Regions from separate parts of the Homo sapiens genome. Here region 1 is linked to region 2. Evidence: read pairs that join two places in POLR2A ChIA-PET (ENCODE). Cell type or tissue: CD4-positive, alpha-beta T cell. All regions are shown on one strand. Each heading gives the region's core, and the rest is flanking DNA. Links, peaks and the distances in the headings are about the cores only.

Region 1 (7,985 bases), core at 1,723-6,722, 330 kb before region 2:
CCGGTAACTGCTTTTTTTTTTTTTTTTTAGTTCCAATGTATATTTGGTTTTTCTAAATACCCACCCGGTTTTGTTTTATTTATATCTGCTTTGTGTTTCATAGTTCCTTCGTCACTATTAATGAATGCAATGCCTTAATTTATGCCTTTGAACGGTCTAGACATCCTTATTTTAAAGTCTTGGTAAGACTGTTTCAAAGATAAAAATTATTTTATCTCTAGGCATTTCATGCTTCAATTAATAATTTTGATTGTTTTCTAGGCTTTCTTCTTTAGTTTCAGATTTCTTCATTTGTTATAGCAGCTACATCTTGAAAGAGTGTGTGTGTGTGTGTGTGTGTGTGTGTGTGTGATATTTTTCTCTCATCCTATTTGTCTAGCAGTTTTGGGAATTTACAGTTGTCTCCATTTGACCTTTTCTCAGGCCCCTAGTGCAGCACCAGGTGGAATTTGTTCTGCAGTGATATTGGGACTATCACAAATCTAGTTATAGGGCAGCAGGTATCTGGCTGAGTTCCTGGCCAGGAAGTGCATCTACAGTCTGCTTTCCAAGCCAAGAACCCTGTGTAAAATGTAGTCTCAGGAAGTAGTCAATAATTGCTTTATCTTAATAGACTTTTTTTCTGTAGAGGGAGGAGCTTCATTCAAGCCTCTGGCTTCCACAGTAAATCTTCTTCTGATCCACAATTGTGCATGAAGCACTTTCATTTCTATTACATGGTAGGAGTCAAGATTCAAGCTACTACTATATGCTTACAGACCTGGATTGTAACAGACTCATGGCTTCAGACCCACTCACCACATTGTGATTAATTTCTAGTTCTGTTCAGTGAAGCTGTTTATTTTTTTAACCCTCTCTTCTTATATTTTAGTAGGGATTTAATGAGTTTGAAGCAGAGCAGGTGGATCAAAGCATTCATTCTTGATGCTTTTTCTTGACCAGAAGTCCAATCCACATTGTAAAGTTTTTCATTTTATTTGAAAATTCATGTAATTTTAGTTTCTGAAAGCTACATGTTATAGCTAGATAACTACAGACTGAAAGTATTTTTTGTTATTGAGACAGGGTCTCATTCTGTTGCCCAGGCTGAAGTGCAGTGGCATGACCATGTCTCACTGTAGCCTTGACCTCCAGAGCTCAAATGATCCTCCCTCCTCAGCCTCTAAAGTAGCTGGGACCACAGGTATGTGCCACCATGCCTGGCCATTTTTTTTTTTATAGAGATGGGGGTCTCCCTACGTAGCCCAGGCTGGTCTCAAACTCCTGGGCTCAAGCAATCCTCCCATCTTGGCGTCCCTAAGTACTAGTATTACAAGCATTAGCCCCTGTGCCTGGCCTGAAAGCAATATTTTTTACTAAAATAATTTAACTTGTATTTATTATTTAACAATTTCCCAAATGCATAAGCATTTTTATTGTTTTAGCGAAAATAAGGCAACTTAAAAGTCTGTTGTATTTGTTCCAATTTTAGTATATGTGCTGCCTAAGTAAGCACAAAAGTCTGTTGTATTTGTTGAGGATTTCTGTGCCCTTCATAGAACATGGCATCTCCCCCAGAAAACCATCTTAAAAAACTCTACAATTCAACTTCAGAACTGGATAGAGAAAGTGCACAATCCATTTGTCAATAAAAGTCAGCCTGATATAGTGGCGAAGAGGCTTGGGAATTTCTGGGAATCACTCAGTCTTGGCTTTAAGTTCCAGTTCCACTGATTACTAGGTTTATGACTTTGGGCAGCTTACACTACTTTTTAAGCTTCCTTTTCCTCATCTTTAATGTGGTGGTAATAATAGGAACTGATAGAACTGCTTGAGAATTAAATGACATAATATGTATGAAATTCATATGCACAGCACCTGGCACACAGGAAGTGCCCAACAAATGTTAGCCATTGTGACCATTATGAGTAAATCATATGTGTGTCAACTAGCTTTGATAAATAAAACAACAAAATCATGATGTTATGACATGACTGGAAAGTTCATCTGAAAGAGTAACAGAAAAATAAACTCACTCTTCTACAGTATACGTATATTATGGGTAGTCCAAACAATGAAAACCACATCAATCACAAAATCAAAGTGCAAAAATTGCTAGCATTCCTATACACCAACAACAGGCATGCAGAGAGCCAAATCATGAATGAACTCCCATTCACAATTGCTATGAAGAGAATAAAATGCCTAGGAATACAGCTAAAAAGGGAAGTGAAGGACCTCTTCAATGAGAACTATAAACCGCTGCTCAAGGAAATCAGAGAGGGTACAAACAAATGGAAAAATATTCCATGCTCATGGATAGGAAGAATCAGTATCATGAAAGTGGTCATACTACCCAAAGTAATTTATAGACTCAATGCTATTCCCATTAAACTACCATTGACATTCTTCATAGAATTAGAAAAACTATTTTAAAATTCATATGGAACCAAAAAAGAGCTTGTATAGTCAAGACAATCCTAAGAAAAAAGAACAAAGCTGGAGGTATCACATTACCCAAGTTCAAACTATACTACAAGGCTACAGTAACCAAAACATCATGGTACTGGTACAAAAATAGACACACAGACCAATGGAACAGAATAGAGAACTCAGAAATAAGACCACATGCTTGCAACCATCTGATCTTTGATAAACCTGACCAAAACAAGCAATGGGGAAAGGTATTTTTACCTTTTTAATAAATGGTGCTGGGAGAACTGGCTAGCCATATGCAGAAAATTAAAATTGGACCCATTCTTTACACTTTATACAAAAACCAACTCAAGATGGATTAAAGATTTAAATGTAAAACCCAAAACCATAAAAACCCTAGATGAAAATCTAGGCAATACCATTCAGGACATAGGCATGGGCAAAGATTTCATGATGAAAACACCAAAAGCAATTGTAACAAAAGCAAAAATTGACAAATGGGACTTAATTAAACTAAAGAGCTTCTGCACAGGAAAAGAAACTATCATTGGAGTGAACAGACAACCTACAGAATGGGAGAAAAAGTGTGCCATCTATCCATTTGACAAAGATCTAATATCCAGATTCTACAAGGAACTTAAACAAATTTACAAGAATAAAACAAACAACCCCATTAAAAAGTGGGCAAAGGACATGAACAGACACTTCTCAAAAGAAGACATTCATGCAGTCATGATCGTTGCAGAAATGCAAATTAAAACCATGATGAAATGCCATCTCACACCAGTCAGAATGGCGATTATTAAAATGTCAAGAAACAACAGATGCTGGGGAGGTTGCAGAGAAAAAGGAATGCTTTTACACTGTTGGTGGGAGCGTAAATTAGTTCAACCATTGTGGAAGACAGTGTGGCGATTGCTCAAAGATCTAGAACCAGAAATACCATTTGACTCAGCAATCCCATTACTGGATATATACCCAAAGGAATATAAATCATTCTGTTATAAAGATACATGCACACATATGTTCACTGCAGCACTATTCACAATAGCAAAGACATGGAATCAACCCAAATGCCCATCAGTGGTAGACTGGATAAAGAAAATGTGGTACATATACACCATGGAATACTATGCAGCCATGAAAAGGAATGAGATTATGTCCTTTGCAGTGACATGAATCGAGCTGGAAGCCATTATCCTCAGCAAATGAATGCAGGAACAGAAACCCAAACACTGCATATTCTCACTTATAAGTGGGAGCTGAACAATGAGAACACGTGGACACAGGGAGGGGAGCAACACACACTGGGGCCTGTTGAGGGATGTGGTGGGGAGAGGGAGAGCATTAGGAAAAAATAGCTAATGGATGCTGGGCTTAATACCTAGGCGATGGGATGATATGTGCAGCAAACCACCATGGCACACGTTGACCTAGGTAACAAAATCTGCACATTCTGCACATGTACTCCGGAAAATAGAAGTTGATGAAAAAAATAAAAAAGAAAACCACATCAATCTGTACCACATGAACAATAGTGTTATATAAAACCACAGGAATGTGGTTTTTGAAGAAAATTTGATTCCATTCAGTTTTCTTGACTAGTAATTTTCTTTCTTTCTTTTTTTTTTTTTTTGAAATGGAGTCTCGCTCTGTCACCCAGGCTGGAGTGCAGTGGCGCAATCTTGGCTCACTGCAAGCTCCGCCTCCCAGGTTCACGGCATTCTCCTGCCTCAGCCTCCCGAGTAGCTGGGACTACAGGCGCCCGCCCCCACGCCTGGCTAATTTTTTGTGTTTTTAGTAGAGATGGGGTTTCACTGTGTTAGCCAGGATGGTCTCGATCTCCTGACCTCATGATCCGCCCGCCTCAGCCTCCCAAAATGCTGGGATTACAGGCGTGAGCCACTGCGCCCGGCCCTTGTCTAGTAATTTTAATCAAATTTGTCCCAGCCTCCAGCGGCCAAAATATCATCTTCAAATTTTCAATAGCTGTGAATCAAAAATCTTTCCGGTAGAAAATATTAAGTTCCTGCTTTTCATGTGGCTAAAATGTTATCATTTCAACATTATTGTACTCTTCTACTCTTATTAGTAGTTTCTATTAATGAAGAGAAGGTTTCTTTCTTCCTCCTGGAGTTTAAAAAATATCCCAGCAAACTAAAGGATGATCTCAGTCTGAGAAGAACAGTTCGACTATGCGATGATGCAATCCCTATAAATATTGTCCTGTTAGACAAGGGCTCCGTGGCTTAAGTGGCCTAGTTTAACAATTAAAGCCAACCTGCTTGGTCCCTTGTGGTCATAAAACCAAGAACCTAGGGATTCAGTACAATCCCGGGGGACTCAACTTTAAAGGCACCTTATTTAACTTGCTTTTAAAAATAGTGCACCAAGTTTTCATGTGTTTTACTTGGCAGACACACTGACTTGGGGGTTGGTCTTTGTGCCTGGTTTAGCATCAGTGCAACACCTTTTGTTGATGGATGGAGGGAGGAAGTATGCTAAAACAAGACAGTGATGCGTGTAGAAAAGCTTGTGTCTCATTCAAAGAGTAATGAGACATCTAGAGGGGAAAGGAGAGGTCAGAAGCAGGGTTTCTGCTAAAGAGAAAAAGGGCTGTATCTCCAGGGCTGAATTCACATCATCTTTGGAACAAGTGTCAATGTTAGGATATATGACACTTCTTTCTTTGGGAGCTGAATAGGAGCCTAGACATGCTGGGTCTTTAAGGACACGTTTAGAGGCTTCTAGGTTCACCTTCAATACCAGTTCCAGTTGCCAGTTCACTATTCCTTGGACCTTAAGGTGAACGCCACTGAAGAGTAGGCATATTTACATTGGAAGACTGTATGACTCTCCACTCTTTGCCCTGAAGTTTAAAGGGACTGTGCCAAGCACTGTGGTAAATGGGAGATTGGGGGGTTGTCAGCTTTCTGGCCTTGTTATTGCTAAGGAAGGACGTCAAGAGAAAATAGAGAAGGGAGGCAAGGACAGAACCTTGGGGCACCAGAACTATATTAGTTTAGGTTGTAAATGTGCAAACTGAATCTTTTATGATCTGACATTCCTATCCCTAATGCCTCTGTTGAGACTCCTTCCTGTCTTTGGATTTCCTTCAGCCATTTCTAGAGGTCTACCTCAGATGGAAGTAATCTTTCTCAACATGATATCTGCTCCTCTTTGGTGGTACTGATCACTTTGTACTTCTTGCTATAGTTATTTGCACACTCATTTACTTATATGTTTGAAGGTCTGTTTTCTGAGTTAGAAAGCTCAGCTTCCTACCGCTATGGTCCAGATCCTCAGGGAGCATCCTGAAGATGATGGTGATGGTAACAGTGAGGAGGCAGATGATGGAGATGATGATGATAATGGCAGCACATCAGAGCAGAGCAAGTATATCTTTGCAGGCAGAGTGTCCTTGGTTTGAACTTAACTCTGCCATTTACTAATTGTATGGCACTTAGCAAGTTCCTCAATTTAGCTGAGTAAAGTCATTTTGAGGATTAAATGAATTAACCTACATTAATATGTGCTCTATTCTACAGCACACAATAATACGTGATCTAGAAATATTCAATTCTGTTTTCTTCTCTGCCTCCCCCTTACCCAGTCCATGATGGTTCTGAGTGTATAAAGAGCTTCCATCTTCAATGTAGTAGTCAGGATTCTTTCCCTGATGGTAACCCAGCTGAAACAAATGAAATGACAGAACCTTTTGTTCATGTAATTGCAAGAGCAAGGCTAGGCTTGATCCAGCATGCAAATGACATGATCAGAGCCCAGTTATCCTCTCCTCATTTATTGACTGCTTTCTCTGTGATTTTTCAGTTCTCAGGTGGGCTCTACTCCTCTCTAGCTGCTCCAGCCAAAGTCCTAGAATTTTATCTAACTGGTTTCCATTGGCCTGGCTTAGATCACCTGCCCATCCCTGAACCAATTGCTGTGGCCTGGAGGAAATGATGGCCTGAGTGGCCGAGCTGGGGGTCTTATATTTTCTCTGAGCTGAGGGTGAGAACAGCCCCATCCAATCCACATGTACTAAGAGAATTGAAGAGGTAGCTCCCCAAGGAAAATCAGGGAACTGTGACCAGAAGAAGGTGACCCAGTGACAGGCAAAACCAACAGATGCCAATCATCTACATGACTGCAGTGAAGCTAGATGCGCCTAGGGAAAACTCCTCTTCTGCCTTGTGCAGTGTCTAAACACTTTGAGGTGACATGTAGATACCTATAGACCTCAGTGGTTTTGGACTTCTTTATTACTTTCCCAGTGCTATGTATTTGTTTGTTTTTGGAGGAGGAGGGAGGATCTAGTTAGCTAAGTGAAGTGTTGGGAATATGATGCTTCTCTCAGTGTCCTAAGGAAAAAGATGGCACACTCAAAGTGTTGAGTATAAGGAATATTTACATGGATATGGGCAGGGTTAGTCGACAAGGGGTAATGAAGCTCTGTGGATCTTGCTAGAGGCAGTGAGGAGCAGGAAGGGGATTACCAGAGTCCAGTGAGAGCTGGACTTGTAGAAGAGGGGCTCCTCAACTGATCTGTGGCCTTGGAGGGGTACAACTACTGCTTGACCTATGGAAAGGCAGGGAGGGAGCAGGAAAATAAATAGCCCAGCTTCCCTCTACTCCCATCCTCCATTCTCATGCTGGTGCCTCCTATTGGCTTAACCAGCCAGAAGCTGTAGGGCAAGGGAGGCCAAGTGATACAGTCCACAGAGCCACGCAGAGAAGGGCAGAGAACCGAGAACAGCCGGCAAGGTCCTACTGTTCTGCAAGGTTTGTTGTCTGGGAGGAAAGTATAGTGTGTTAGACACTTGGCTCATGATCAGTGGAGTTGGGGGAAGGGGGTGTTTAGTCAGCGTCTAGCTAAATTCTCATTTATTCTCTTTGCTTTTGGAAATGTAATAATCTCTCCATCAAAGCTCCATCTATCTGCCAAAATAATGCATGTCCTTTTGTACAAATGAAAGAATTACTGCTATTATGCAAACACTGAAAGGGTAACACATTTGCATGCAGAGGGGAAAAAAGAAAAATCCTATTTGGAATAAAATTAAGTATACCAATGTGGCAAAAAGACACATGAGTATCCATTTAACACTTGGACAGGAGTAGGACTAACTTTCATTGCCAACCCCAATGAAATAATGGAAGCCAAAAAGAAAATACTCTGAAAATAGAGGCCTGGATAGAATAAATGGGAATTGGGAATTTCTGGCCATTTTAACACTCCCCCCTCAACAGAAACAAAAGATTAAAATAAAGGTTTTTACAAATACTAACCATGAATATTAATGTTCTATAGCTGATGCCTGAACCAAGTTCCTCATTAAAAAGGCCTTTCGGCAGAGAAATGTTAGCATGCAGGGTTTGGAACTGGTGTGAGGCTGTGTGGAGAATATGCTTTGCATCTGAAACCAGAAGGAAGGCAGATGCATCAGATTCAGAACTTGTCAGATGTTGATGATATTGTTTGATCATTGGGAAATAAGAGCTTAGAAAAGAAGGCAAAAGAATCACTTATTCTGGAGAAGAGAAAGTTGAAGTGTCACCCGAGGGGATGT
Region 2 (7,985 bases), core at 1,999-6,998:
TCACAGGCTTCTGCTGAGCCCCAGCCGGACTCTCACCTCAGCCTTGTCCAGGCCTAGGGGCCACCCTTGCAAAGGAACAGAACCGTCTCACCTGGGCTGGAGTTCATGGCCTCAGGCGAGATTTGGCAGGTGCCCTTAGTGCAGACCAGATGTTTGGCCTGTGTGTGATGGCTGGGGAGGGGCTCACACCTCCCAGTTTTTTCCATGGTATCAGCATCTTAATGCATCACGTCTCACTGACGTGGAGCTGCCCCTGTCCATTACCCGTGCATCAGCTCAGAGTTGGAAGCCTCCAGTCTCCATCATATGTCCCAAAGAGCCAGAAAGGGTAGGTGTGGCCAGATGTGCAGGAACCTCCTGCATATGTAATCCAAGCCAAGTCTTTGTTCTCTGATCCTTGGTTTTCTCATCTGGAGAATGGCCTTCTGTGGTGGACGTTTCTGTTCACTTTACTTGGCAGCAGTAGTAGGTCAGGAAGGAAACCCCATCTGATTGTTTATTCAGCCCTAGGCATTCCATATGAAGGCCAGCCCTTTTCTCCCTAAGGGGACCAACCAGCTTTGCCAACTGTTCTCAGAGGAGGATCCCAGGGACAGTATTCTGGTGAGGGGTGGGAACATACAGAAGACTTATCTTGAAGCTGCATTTGTAGAATAAGCACACTTTTAACCTAGAGTTTATGTTTGCTCATTTGGAGTGGCTTCGGAAGGTGACAGTGGATAGTGGTGGAAGGGGATGTCAGAGTCCACCCCAAGACACTACTTCAAGCTACCGCTGCAAACCTGGAGAAAAAGATTCATCCTCGAGCTGCCCCTCCCCCCTCATGATATTATTATCGCAAGAGAAACTAACATCTGTATTATCCTCTGAGTTTACAGGCAGATTATAGCATTTGAAGGAAGTTGGGAAAGCTTACTTCCTCTCCATCTCTAAAGCCGAGCTGCTAGTACCTCCAGGCAGGATTAAGCTACTCTGGTGGTCATTCATTCCTTACCATGATCTAGTTAATCAGATTGCTTTCCAGCCTTGACCAGAAGAAACCTATGAAAGTGCTAACCCTAATCCTAACCCTGACCCTGGGCTCTGAGGGCTGTGCTGAGATGTTTCACTCCTACACTAAACCAATACCTAGCTCTTCCCAATTTGCAGTAAAGGACAAAGTTATTACTTATCATTATCTCATTCTTCTAGTTTTCTCCCATTGGCTTTTCATAAGCTCTGGGCACTTGCTACTGCTTGACTGCTAATGAGTGCTCATAGGCAATAAAATGAAATGTACAAGTAGCAAACAAATATTAATGAGGAATATCAAAACCAGCCAATTCTGCGGAGTTTTGCAGCATATTTTTTTATGGTGGCTGTGTGTGTGTGTGTGTGTGTGTGTGTGTGGTGGCTGTGTGTGTGTGTGTGTATGATTTTATGGTATGGGTGCATTTTCTGCTAGTGAAAATTGTTCCCAGTTCTTGTGATGGAACCAGAACTTTAGTATTTCATGGAGTTCCCCCAAGAATTCCATGACTTTCCGTTACAACAATGGGATAAGGATGGGGATGGTGGCAGGAAAGAGAGGGGCCCCATGGAAGGGATGAGATGACCCAAACTCAGGGCTCATTCCTGATCCCCCAACCCCCAAGGAAAATCAAGTGACTCAAGATCTGGCAGATGTGTCCCTTCCTGTCACTCCTACTGCTAACAGCCTTGTCTTACCTGGATTTCTGTAGCTGCTTTTATCTGCCACCACCATGCCCCCTCTAATTTGTTCCCCATAGTGCACCAGGGGGATCTTTCTAGAACACAAACCTGGTCACGTCATTCCCCAAATAAAATCCTTTAATAGCTCCCCATGGCCTCTGGGGTTAAATGCTAAATTCCTTTAGAGCAACTTGCAAGGACCCTCAGGATCTCCTACCTGGTCTTACCTCTTTCCCTCAAAGCTCTGGCCTTAACCTCTTGCTTCCTAGCTCACACACACACATGCATCTCTCTCTCTGTCTTTCTCTTTCTTCCTGTTTCTCTCACACATACACATATGCACATGCATGCACACTCAATATTCAAGTCTCAGTTTAGATGCCATTTCCCAGAAGTCTTCCTTGATTACTTCCTCCACACCTGTGGAAGCCTGTGGATTTCATGTGCTCCTATGCTCCCTGGACTCATGTCAGAATGCATTTCACCAACAATTGTCTTTTTGCTAGTCTGTCTCCTTGACTAGACTGTGAGTGCCCACAGAATAGAGACTGTCCTGCTGCATTGCACCTGCCACATACAATGGATACTCAATAAATACCTGCTAAAAGTGGAGGGAAGAAAGGCAGGCAGAAGGAAGGGAAGGAGGGAAGGAGGGAGGGAGGGAGGGAGAGAAGGGAGGAAAGGAGGGAAGGGAAGGGAAGGGGAGGGGAGAGGGAGGGGAGAGGGAAGGGGAGGAAGGAAGGAAGGAAAGAAGGAAGGAAGGAAGGAAGGAAGGAAGGAAGGAAGGAAGGAAGGCCAGCCAAATTTATTTTGCTGATCTCCAGGTCCAGCCAGGGCCAGCCCTGATATATGTGGAAAACTAGTATCAGTGCAACAAGTATTTCACAAGCACGAGCTACATCCCAGGCCTGTGCTGGGAGCTAGAGATGTCAGAGAGGTGAAGGGAGGTGGAACAAGGACTCCACTGGAGGGAGGTAAGACAAGTCTGCAGCAGAGACAAAGCTGATTGTGGTCCACACTGCGAAGGAGATACACACCAAGAGTTCCAGGAGCTTGCATGAGGGAGGAAGAAGACCCTACTAGGGTCAGGTGGGGAGGTAGAGATCCCAGGGGCAGGGGTAGGGGCAGCCTGCTTGGCCAGAGGCCCTCTCAGTTCCTCCCATGGCATGTTTATGGCTGGCTTCATTAGTCTTCAGAGATGATGGAGAGCTTCATCATTGAGAGTCTGTGCAGGCATCACTCCTCTAGGAAAATGTCCATGCCCCTCCCTCTGATGGAGTGGATCACGCTCACTAGCCTCTGTGCTACCCAGGGCACACCTCTGTTAGGGAAGGCAGTTCTGTGCACCGATGGACAGCACCGTGTGGGGTTAGGAGCACAGATTCTGGAGCTGCCTGCCTGGGCTCCCATCCCAGCTCTGTTCCTGTGAGCAGCAGAGCAATTGTGAGTCCATGACTCAACCCCTCTATGCCTCAGTTTCCTCCTCTGTACAGCAGAGATGATAATGATACTTCCTTCATAGTATTAATAGCATTGCAAGTGTCAAGTGAGTTAATACAGGTAAAAACTCAGAACTGTGCCTGATGCAGGATCCAGATTATATAAATATTTGCTATTAGCACTATTGATTAACCTATGCACCTACCTACGTCTCTTGTTCTAGCTTATGAGCTTTTAAAAAAATTGCAGTAAGGGTCAGGCATGGTGGCTCACATCTGTAATCCCAGCACTTTGGGAGGCCGAGGTGGGCGGATCACCTGAGGTCAGGAGTTCGAGACCAGCCTGACCAATATGATGAAATCCCGTCTCCACTAAAAATACAAAAATTAGTCGAGCGCGGTGGCATGCGCCTGTAATCCCACCTACTCGGGGCTGAGACAGGAGAATCGCTTGAACCTGGGATGTGGAGGTTGCAGTGAGCCGAGATCGCTCCATTGCACTCCAGCCTGGGCGACAATAGTGAAACTGAAACTCTGTCTCAAAAAAAAAAAAAATTGCAGTAAGAATGTTTCACATGAGATCTACCTTTCAACCAATGTTTAAGTAGATAAAGTATCATTCATCATAGGCAAATGTTGCACAGCAGGTCTCTAGAACTTAGTCAACTTGCTTAACTGAACATTTATACTCCTTGAGCAGCAACTTCCCATTTCCCGTTCCCCCAGCTCCTGGCACCCACTATTCTACTGTCTGCTTCTGTGAGTTTGACTATTTTAGACACTACGTCTAAGTGGAATTATGCAGTATCTGTCCTTCTGTGCCTATTTCACTTAGCATAATGTCCTCCAGGTTCATCCATGCTGTCACATATTGCAGGATTTCCTTCTTTTTTAAGGCTGAATAATATTCAACTGTATGTGTGTACCACATTTTCTTTATCCATTCATCTGGATGGACATTTGGGTTTTTTCCACATCTTGACTATTGTGGGTAATGCTGTAATGAACATAAGAGTGCAAATATCTCTTTGAGATCTTGTTTTCAATCCTTTTGGATAAATACCCAGCAGTGGGATTGCTAGATCATATGGTAGTTCTATTTTTAATTTGTTGAGGAACTTCCATACTGTTCCCCATAGTGGCTGCACCATTTTACATTCCTACCAGCAGTGCACAAGTGTTCTAATTTCTTGTCTTAGGAGCCTCTTGACATTAGAGCCTGACTCTGGTCTCACCTGTAGCTCCCTCAACTCCTCACATAGGAATCACACATAATAGGCTTTGAAAAGGTAGAATAATAATGTAGTATATTCAGTGCTGGAACTGGGTGAGTCAGAGCTGGATGAACATGTCTCTTTCTAGACAGACCCAAGGCTATTCCCGATGTGTCCAAATGGAGTAAATCTGTGAATGAACCATTCTATTTGTTGAATGTCCCAAATGGGGAAAATTATAGGATCTCCCTTCTTTAGGCCCTTCAAGAGTTGCAGTCTGGGGCCTGGGAGCAGCCCTGGAGGCCCACTCAGAGGTGGTGTCCTGAGCTCATCAGGTTTAGCATGCCAATTATGGAATTTCCTGCCTGCTCTGATGACTTTTTGGCATCTGCGATGTAGATGGAGGGTGGGGAGGATGTTTGAGGGGAGACGTAGGAAAGCAAGTAGCTTGGTAGGGCCACTCAGCTGAAACCAGAACTGGGCCTCTGGAGCTCAGTGTGTGGCTGGACCCCAGCCCCGCTCCACAGTTTGAGTCCTTGTGTACCTGGGAATAAATCACTTCCGTCTTAGCTTCTGTTCTTGGCCTGTGCAACTTAGGGCAAGAGACAGCCTGGCCTGATGGAAAGGACATAGGAGCCAGGAAGCGTCTGGGCTTCCTAGCCTGGCTCTGCCAGTTTACCAGATATAGGACTCAGGCAAGACACTGAACTTCTCCAAGGCTTAGTGGTTCCCTGTGTTGGTGCTAACATGAGTCAGGAGTCCCACTGGGGCTGCTGTGAGGTTGAAGTGACCCTGAGGAAGGGCTCTGTGTGTCTCCTTCTGGAGCCTGGTCACCGTGTCATCTTTCTCTGTTATTGTGAACTTGCCCCAGAAAGACGGACATCTCAAGAACCCCAAGGCTTTCCAATGAGCCTAAGACTTCATGGTGGGGACAGGGACGTCCCTGAGTGATGTGGAGCAGCCAACAGCTGACTACTAGTTCAGGAACATCTGCTCTTGGGCAGTCTCCCTCTCCATGTCAGTGACAAATCCATTTAGGAGATGGAGAAATTGAGCCAAGGGAAGGAAAACTCACTAGGGCTCACTAGGGCTGCCTAAAATTGTTTTAGATAGATGAGTTATTCATATGAATGAAGGAATGACCATTGTTTCAAGGTAAAGGCGAGAACTAAAGGCAAAACAAGTTCTTGCTCCACCTCCCAGTCTGTTTCACTTCCATCTAACCTGTAAGAGGAGCTTCACTGTCTCCTGCACCCTAACAGTTTGAGCCTCTGTGCCTTTGTACTTGATTTTGTTTGACTTTGTCCTTGAATGCTGTTTTCATATAGAGCAATAAATTATATGGTCAAATCCTCCCCATCCTTCAAAGCTCCTCTCTCTCCTCCTCCAGGAAGTCTTCCAGGGTACCTGGTTGTCCTTTGTGCAGCTCTTGTCTTTAGCTGCAGCAGCACACTCTGAGCCCTCAATTTTAGCTATCTGGCCTTTATCTCTCACAGTATTAAGAATGTGCTTCTTGTTACTCCCACTTGGCCATGGGCTGTTGCCCTTCTAACCTCCTGGTGGGTCCTAGTCCATCAAGCCTAGTTTCAGTCCAGCAAAGAGGAAGGGTTAAAACATGTACCTTGACCCCCAGCTAAAATCCACTAGCGCCTTCGTTCTAATGCCTTTGGTCTCAGCTTTCACTGCTCTGGGCTGGGTCAAGGTCTTATGGCTATAATTACAGCACATACGTGTGTGTGTGTGTGCACGTGTGTGTGTGTGTGTGTGTGTGGGTGTGAAAGAGAGAAAGAAAGAGAGAGACAGAGACAGAGGAGGGAATGGGAAGACAGGAGAGATGGAGAGAGGAGGGCAATGGACTCGTGCCAGGCCACACACACCATGTTTGTCTCTGGAGGTGAGAGTGAAACAACCCTTATTCCCATCAGCTGACACGCCTGGGCAGATCCTCTGTGGGATGCTAAGCCGGGTGGCTGGGGCAGGTCCGCTGTTCCCATTCCAGCAGGGTTCAATCTCTGTCATCTAACACTTCATACCAGTGTTATTGAAGTCTCACTAATAATTACCAGCACAACAGCAAGTGTTAGAAGCATTTGCCATGCTAAGCACTTTACGTAGATTATCTTAATTCTCACGACAACCATTTGAGGTAGATGCCATCTTAGTGCCATTTTACAGATGAGGAAGCTGAGATTTAGAAAGATTCCACGACATAGCAAGCGTAGGGTACAGACCCACGGCCAGTCTGTCTGGCCTAAGCCTGTATTCATCCCCATTGCCCACAGTCGCCTCACTGCCCCAGAAGCCCAGACTCCTTGGCAAAGGCCCTGGTTCCACCACTGGCCACCCTATGTGGGACATTCAGTGCACCAGACCTTGGTTCCACCCCTCTTTAAAATGGGCTGGATGCCGCTGAAGGGCCCTGCCAATTTCCCATATGGAGAAGCCGTGCTTGGGGGATTCCGAATCCTTGGATGCTAAGATACCGGTCATTCTGATTCTGGGATTTCCAGATTCTGGCCACAGATTCTAGGGTCCTGGAATCCCATGATCCCCATAATCTCTGATCTCCACTAGAATGCAGGCTCCAGGGGGACATGCGCTTCCATCCATGGGTGCCCTGCTGTGTGCTAGGGCCCAGCACAGCCAGAGCCTGCCGTGAGCTAGGCGCTCAGTCAGCGTTTGTTGACTGAATGACTGACTCACCCTCCCCTACAGTCAATGTCCATCCTCTGGCCAGGGTCCATGCCTGAAATGTGCCCAGTCCACATATGGTGGGCGACCCCTGGATAAACAGGCAGAAAACTTGCCTCTGGTCCTGCTCAGCCACTGATCTGCAGCATGGTTCCAGGCAAGTCACCTAACCTGCCTGAGCCTCTCTTTTCCCAAGAGCACTAGACAAGGAGTCAGAGAAACACACCAGGCTTATTCCTGCCTCAGGGCCTTTGCATGTACCAACCCCGTGCCTGAAATCCTTGTGCCCCTGCTCCCTCACTTCACCCAGGCCTTTGCTCAGATGTCACCCCTAGAACCTCATCTCCTTAGAGAAGCCTTCCCTGATCACATCAACTCAAGCACCTTCTCTAGTCACTTTCTCTTTCCTTTCTCAAGTTGTCTGTATTTTCTTTCATAGGGCTCATTACCACCTGACAACATTTCTTTGTTTGAATGTTGTCTGTTTCCCCTATTAGAATTTAAGTTCCAAGAGGACAGGAGTTTTTCTTGTCTGATTCACCGCCTAGAATAGCGCCTGACACAAAGTAGGTATTCAACAAATATTGGTTGGAGGGAATAAGGGAAAGAGCGTCGGAAAATGCAAGCTCCATGGGATCCTCCCCTGCCCAAGTTCTGGTCCCCAGATGCTGAGCCACTTGGGCAGCTCTCTCCTGGCTCAGCCTGAACTCCCACGAGACCCAGAACCTTCCCCCAGGTACCACTCTGGGTGCCTTCACCATGGGAAACCAAGGTCACAACTGCGTGCCCTCAGAGCAGGACACAGGGCAACCAGCTCTCCCCAAAAGAGAAGACTGCCAGGCCGAGGCCTGGGCAGAGCTGGCTGTGTGCTGCTGAGTAAACATACTCGTCTTCCACAACGTGCGTGCAGCTTGAGGCCTGCTTTCTGTTGCTGGCACTCAGACAGCCA

The links. ChIA-PET counts read pairs that join two places held together with the same protein. Peaks named below come from ENCODE experiments on the same cell type or tissue, not always from the same donor. Only the 100,000 strongest peaks of a DNase experiment are listed, where the experiment ranks them.
Region 1: POLR2A ChIA-PET joins it to region 2 with 5 read pairs; 1 of 35 experiments calls an interaction of 5 or more read pairs at or near these places.

What each region holds. Positions count from the first base shown.
Region 1 is chr1:42,049,213-42,057,197 of GRCh38, reverse strand. LOC124904161 (a long non-coding RNA gene) reads right to left here. Exons shown (of 3, transcript XR_007066032.1): 3 at 5,420-6,106. Among named protein-coding and RNA genes, the nearest start is that of GUCA2B, 100 kb to the left of the region's middle. In CD4-positive, alpha-beta T cell, for the core only: no CTCF peak of the experiment used is centred there; a DNase peak (open chromatin) is centred at 3,957; H3K27me3 peaks cover 1,405 bases.
Region 2 is chr1:41,716,906-41,724,890 of GRCh38, reverse strand. The region is part of intron 1 of HIVEP3 (HIVEP zinc finger 3); the gene reads left to right. Among named protein-coding and RNA genes, the nearest start is that of HIVEP3, 200 kb to the left of the region's middle. RefSeq lists enhancers at 3,581-3,630, 3,671-3,720. In CD4-positive, alpha-beta T cell, for the core only: no CTCF peak of the experiment used is centred there; no DNase peak of the experiment used is centred there; H3K4me3 peaks cover 711 bases.